Regions from separate parts of the Homo sapiens genome. Here region 2 is linked to region 1. The links are chromatin loops, found by intact Hi-C in ENCODE. Cell type or tissue: body of pancreas. All regions are shown on one strand. Links, peaks and the distances in the headings refer to the core of each region. The heading gives the core; the rest is flanking DNA. Region 1 overlaps MTCL1 (microtubule crosslinking factor 1). Region 2 overlaps MTCL1 (microtubule crosslinking factor 1).

The links. Peaks named below come from ENCODE experiments on the same cell type or tissue, not always from the same donor. Only the 100,000 strongest peaks of a DNase experiment are listed, where the experiment ranks them.
Region 2: a loop joins it to region 1, with 2.2 times the contacts of the local background. A loop is called at or near these places in 8 of 110 quality-filtered maps.

What each region holds. Positions count from the first base shown.
Region 1 is chr18:8,713,852-8,716,781 of GRCh38, reverse strand. The region is part of intron 1 of MTCL1 (microtubule crosslinking factor 1); the gene reads right to left. Among named protein-coding and RNA genes, the nearest start is that of GACAT2, 7.7 kb to the right of the region's middle. In body of pancreas, for the core only: no CTCF peak of the experiment used is centred there; no DNase peak of the experiment used is centred there.
Region 2 is chr18:8,770,665-8,773,594 of GRCh38, reverse strand. All of the region lies in intron 3 of MTCL1 (microtubule crosslinking factor 1), which reads right to left. Among named protein-coding and RNA genes, the nearest start is that of GACAT2, 65 kb to the right of the region's middle. RefSeq lists enhancers at 1,026-1,526, 1,527-2,027. In body of pancreas, for the core only: no CTCF peak of the experiment used is centred there; a DNase peak (open chromatin) is centred at 1,474.

The sequences.
Region 1 (2,930 bases), core at 283-2,782:
TTTATTCAATTAATATTAAGGTTCAAGAAAAAAAAATCTCTCCTATACTCAGACACCCTAATTGTCCATTCTCGTCCTGCTATTCCCTTTGTTCCTGGATTTTTACCACTCATGCTAATCCTGTATTTATTCTTAAAAACAGGAATTGACTAACAATAAAGAACAAGGTGCCCAACATCCGAGCCTCAGACAAAAAAAAAAAAAAAAAAAAATGAACAAAAAGAAATCTCCTGAAGATGTGTTTATCCTAGGTAAGATTAAGTACAAGAAACACAACAAATAAAAATGTGAATCCTTATGGAAAAATAAGGGTTGGCACAAAATGGGGTGATGATGATGCTTCGGTCAACCTTACCTGCACACAATGGTCTACTGGAAAGGGCACAGATATGGCAACTCATCCCCCAATCCAGCATGTAGGTTCTCTCCACTCTGCCTACACTATCCCATCAAGAGAACGAGCTACTCACTTGACCAGGACTCATCTGGAGCCTGTTTCAATAGGCTACCAAGGAGAACAGATGTTAAAGAAGAAACCTTCACCAACTTCCCAGTAGTCAAATGCATAAAATGTTCTTCTTCTTGGCTCCTAAGTGCTCCTACAGAATTTCTATACCAATGATGAAAATATTAAAAGTATAAGATGTCCTAATGTGTCTTAAGAAAGATCAATCTTAACACTGAAAATGTTGTGAACTCGTAACCAAGTTTCATTTCTTTTTTCCTCCATGGAAATCTCTCCTGGTAAATCCTGGTCCTTGTGGGAAGATCTGCTGGAACTGGAAGTTACTGGACTGAGCATAGGAGCTGATCAGCTGAACACACATAAACAGAATGGGTGGTTTGGGCTCTTCAGGGGACCAGAGAACACAGCTCTTTCAGGACAGTGCTTGACAACCTTCTGCAAACCTTCCACAAACAGGAGGTTGTTACTGATGCCTGATCACTGAGGCTTTGAAGACGCCCTATGGGAGCTGTGCCCCTGCACTACCCACTCCTAGAGGAGGTCAACTGGAGACTGAAAGCTTTAAAATGAGCCTTGTGGTTGTCACTCTTTCGATAGAGTGGGAAGTTAGTTCTGAATCTTCAAAAATCAACGTCAAGTTTGATTCACACCCCATCCATGAAACTAATGGATCAGACTTTGAGAAAGAACCTAACCGCAATGCTTGTTTCTGAGTAAAGAGGTTAATTGTTTCACTGAGTCATTAATACAAATCAGTTCAATACAAGCAATAATCACTAAATGTTCAACACTAAGTCAATATCTGTATATGTATATGTACATGTATATCCACACATACAAATATACAGTGACTCTGGCCATTCTGTTCATGGAAAGAATGGTTTGTGATTGCTTTTCTTTCCAGAAAGCCTGCCAAAGTCATTAATGCCTGGGATTATCGGCAACTAAGACAAAAGTTTTTAAAATGCAATATAGCCCTAAGATGCAAGATACAGCTTCCAGGTATAAAATGTCTCTAGCTTTCAGACTTTGCAACTGGAGAGCCCACATCCACCCTAATGTTAAATGCTGCATTTTCATACAGATGTTACAGGCTATGAAAACTGTTCAAGGGCTAGATGCACCCACACCTCCACATCATTGAGCAGACCAGATGTAAATAGCAATATTTTTTGGCACAAATAATCACCAACATTAGTTGTACTGCAAATAAAATTAGGGGCCGGGTGCGGTGGCTCACGCCTGTAATCCCAGCACTTTGGGAGGCCGAGGCGGGCGGATCACAAGGTCAGGAGATCAAGACCATCCTGGCTAACACAGTGAAACCCTGTCTCTACTAAAAATAAAAAAAATTAGCCAGGCGTGGTGGCGGGCACCTGTAGTCCCAGCTACTCGGGAGGCTGAGGCAGAAGAATGGCGTGAACCCGGGAGGTGGAGCTTGCAGTGAGTGGAAATCGCGCCACTGCACTCCAGCCTGGGCGATGGAGTGAGACTCCACCTCAAAAAAAAAAGAGAAAAGAAAATTAGGGAGAGATCATATGATATGGTTTGGCTGTGTCCCCACTCAAATCTCATCTTGAACTGTAGCTCCCATAATCCTCACGTGTCACAGGAGGGACCCAGTGGGAGGTAACTGAATCACGGGGGCGGGTTTCTCCTCTGCTGCTCGTGACAGTGAGTAAGTCTCAAGAGAGATCTAATGGTTTTATAAACGGCAGTTTCCCTGCACACGTTCTTACGTGCCTCCATGTAATATGTGTCTTTGCTCCTCCTTTGTCTTCCACCATGATTGTGAGGCCTCCCCAGCCATGTGGAACTGTGAGTCCATTAAACCCTTTTTTCTTTATAAATTACCCAGTCTAGTGTTTCACAGAAGTATAAAAATGGACCAATGCACCATAACGGCATGTATTTAAATCACTGCTCTTATAATTCATATTTTACCTAAATTTACAGAACAGGCGTCGTTTATTAAGCACCTCACCCTCATTACTAACCCTACAATAACCCTGTCAGGAACACATTATGCAGTTGATAGACAAAAAAACAAAACTGAGGCTAGTTACCTGTGTCCAAAGCTTCACATCTAGTAAATTGAAGCCACACTGCAAACCCAGGCCTGTCTGCTTTCAATCACACACTCTTTCGAGTAAATACCATAAATTATTTGCTTCAACCTGGACAAATGAAACAATAACAGACCTTCAATTGTACTTTTAAAAGTCCACCATCAGTGTAAAACAAAAAAAGCAGCCTAACATTTACAGCTCGACAAGTGACGACACAAAGCATATCCATTAGGGCAACTGGTTCTTAGGAAGACACTGCAACGTGCGGTAAAGATATCCGTGCCCCTTCCCCGCTTTTTTTAAAGAGACAGAGTCTCACTCTGTGACCCAACCTGGAGCGCAGTGGTGCAGCCATGGCTCACTGCCACCTTGAGCTCCTGGGCTCAAGTGATCTT
Region 2 (2,930 bases), core at 331-2,830, 57 kb before region 1:
CATCCAGAGAAAAGATTGATAGATTGGTAAGATTTTTAACTTTTAAAAAGAATACATCAAAAGAAACCACTTATAGTATTAAAAGGCAAATGACAAACTGGAAAAAAGATTTTTCTAACACGTGACAGACAAAAGAGTAGTATCTTGCAAGCAACAGAAAACACATCTTAATAAAATAAACAAACGGCCAATAAACACAATTACTGACAATTAAAACAAGATTTTTTTTCACTTAGACATTTATAGACTCAAAAAAGTAGGGCACTCAGTGTTAGCATGAACCCAGGGAGACGGGCACTTCTGTGCACATGAAGGGGCATGAGAAACCCGCAGCATGGCAGGGGGTGCAGGGGGATGGTGGTGCAACTTGGCCTTACAAAGGCATAGGTTGAGAGGTGTAATTCCACCTCTGAGAACATACCCTAAGGACAAGAGACATGCACCAAGATTTATAAATGAGAATACTCTTCACCGCACCTTCTATCATCGTGAGTGAGTACTATGGAGGTATTACAATTTTTTCCTTTTATTTTATTGTATATATTTAAGATACACAACATGATGTTTTGATATGCTCATCTCAGAATACACATAGTGAAATGATTGCTACAGTTAGGCAAATCAACATAACCATCATCTCATACAGTTACCTTTCTTTCTTATTATTTTTATTATTTTATTTAGGGTTAGCATCCCTAAAAGCTATGCTCTTAACAAATCACTAGTACACAATACAATAGGACTCATTATAGTCCTCATGTTGTATACTATATTTCTAGACACAGTCATGCTTTTGAAGACTATTTAAGGATATAGGAAATGCTCATAATACACTATAAAGAAAATACAGGTTACAGACAGCATATATTTAGTGATCTCAAAATGCTTAAAATATATTTATATTTAAGATATAACATACTTTTTATGTTATATACATAACATGTATGTTTATGTTAACATACATATTAAATACTAATATATAACACATATATATAACATAATAATATATAACATATATACATATAAGGAAAGTGGCCTGGAGCAGTACACCCCCAAATGTTAATGGTCATCATGTTCAGGTGACAGAATTATTAGTGATTTTCATTTTCTTTCTTTGTGGCTTTTCATAAATGATCTACAGTAAGTACTATTTCCTTTAAAATGGAAAAAAAAAGGTCAGGAAAATAAAACTTGTATTTTAAAGACGTCAGAGAAAAGAGACTATCACAGATCTCCTATGTGGGATTGCAATGACAATTCAATGGAAGTTATTCACCGATTTCTTGGGTCTCTTCCCACAAGCTGATATTGTTTTCATCAGCTTGGTCCTTCGAATATAGCCTATGCATATGTGGTTGGTTAAAAAGACCAGGAAGCCCCCTGAGGGTTGGGGAAACTGGCCAGGTATCCCACTGCATTACACAACTCCAGGCATATGGTCCCCTGGCCAAGTGCCAAGCAGTCATGAGGAACAATCACTGTGCCTCCAAGCACAGAGCCACGCAGGCTCCTCAATGGCCACCTGCCAGGGTCTCGTCCAGTGTAGCGTGCTAGATGCCACCGGACTCTGGGTGAAGTGTCCACGGGTGCAGGACAATTTGCGTGTACATTAGTCATGCCCAGTTTATTCCTCTGGATGCCTCAGAGAGCCAGTGGAGAGTCTCTTCCAAGGAACAATGAAGGGAACAGGTAAATGCAGACTATTAAATAACAGGAACCCCCCCAGTGGGGGCTTTGCCTGGTGACTAATTCTACTCCCTCCTTTTAGCCTGATCAATTGCCAGCAAATCAATTGCATATTCCTACTGAAAAGAAAAAAAAATTAAGTTTGTGAATCCAAATTGAATCCATCTAAAGCTGATGCCTTGCTGAGTACTGAAAATGATTAAATAAAATATGAAGTTAGGCAATTATTTGGACTTTCATGTCAATTCTTAATGCTTCCTATTTTAAGTTGGCCAATTTCTTCCACACAATTTCAGAAAAATTAATAAGCTCTCAATTGCTAAAGTGTGTCAGAGACAGACTTTGAAAGTCTAAATTTTTAAAAAATTTAGATTGGTAATAAAAGGAGACAAATAAAAATTAGGATGCTGTAAATTATAAGTCAGTATGGGAACGAGGATGTAGATGCAGACTGATAATTTTCAGAATTCTTACAGATTCTTATTATTTAGAAAGTTTGTAGGTTTTTGGGGGGTAGTTTATAAGACACACAGGTATAAAACCAGATTAAGGAAATGAAGGTGCAGAGGTCTTCTTCTCCCTTTTAGAAGGAAGTTATTAAGATTCCTTTACTCATATTAAATCGGTCATGGGAGCTCACGCCTGTAATCCCAGCACTTTGGGAGGCTGAGGTAGGGGGATCATTTGAGGCCAGGAGTTCAAGAGTAGCCTGAGCAACATTGCGAGACCCCATCTCTATCATATAAAATAATTTTTAAAAAAAGATTATTTTACCCATATTAAAGTTGTCATTTAAGTGCCAGAAGATGTGAAGGATGCGAATTAATTAGCCTCTCGTTCAGCCACGGGCACTATGTCCTGGCTGGAAGATGCCTCCTCCCCCTTCCTCCTGTTCACTCATCCCTTTATTTTATTTGTTTTTATTCTAAATATTATGCCATAAGAGGTATTATTTATTTATTTATGTTTTCACCTATCCCTTTAATAGTTCCGGGGAGCCTGCTTCCTTTCACACCATGGAGCTGCTTGCTTCACCTTGCACTGGAATTACACAACAGGACCCAAAAAAACAAATCCACTTCTCAGATCCAGTGGAAAACCCTCCTTAGCAATAATGCAAAGGAAACCCTTTCTCCTTGGCCTTGTTAAGAGCACAGTGATGATAATGATATTAACAACTACCATATGTGTTGGGCACCCACTCATGCCAGGCACAATGCTAAACTCTCTTTACACATCTGTTA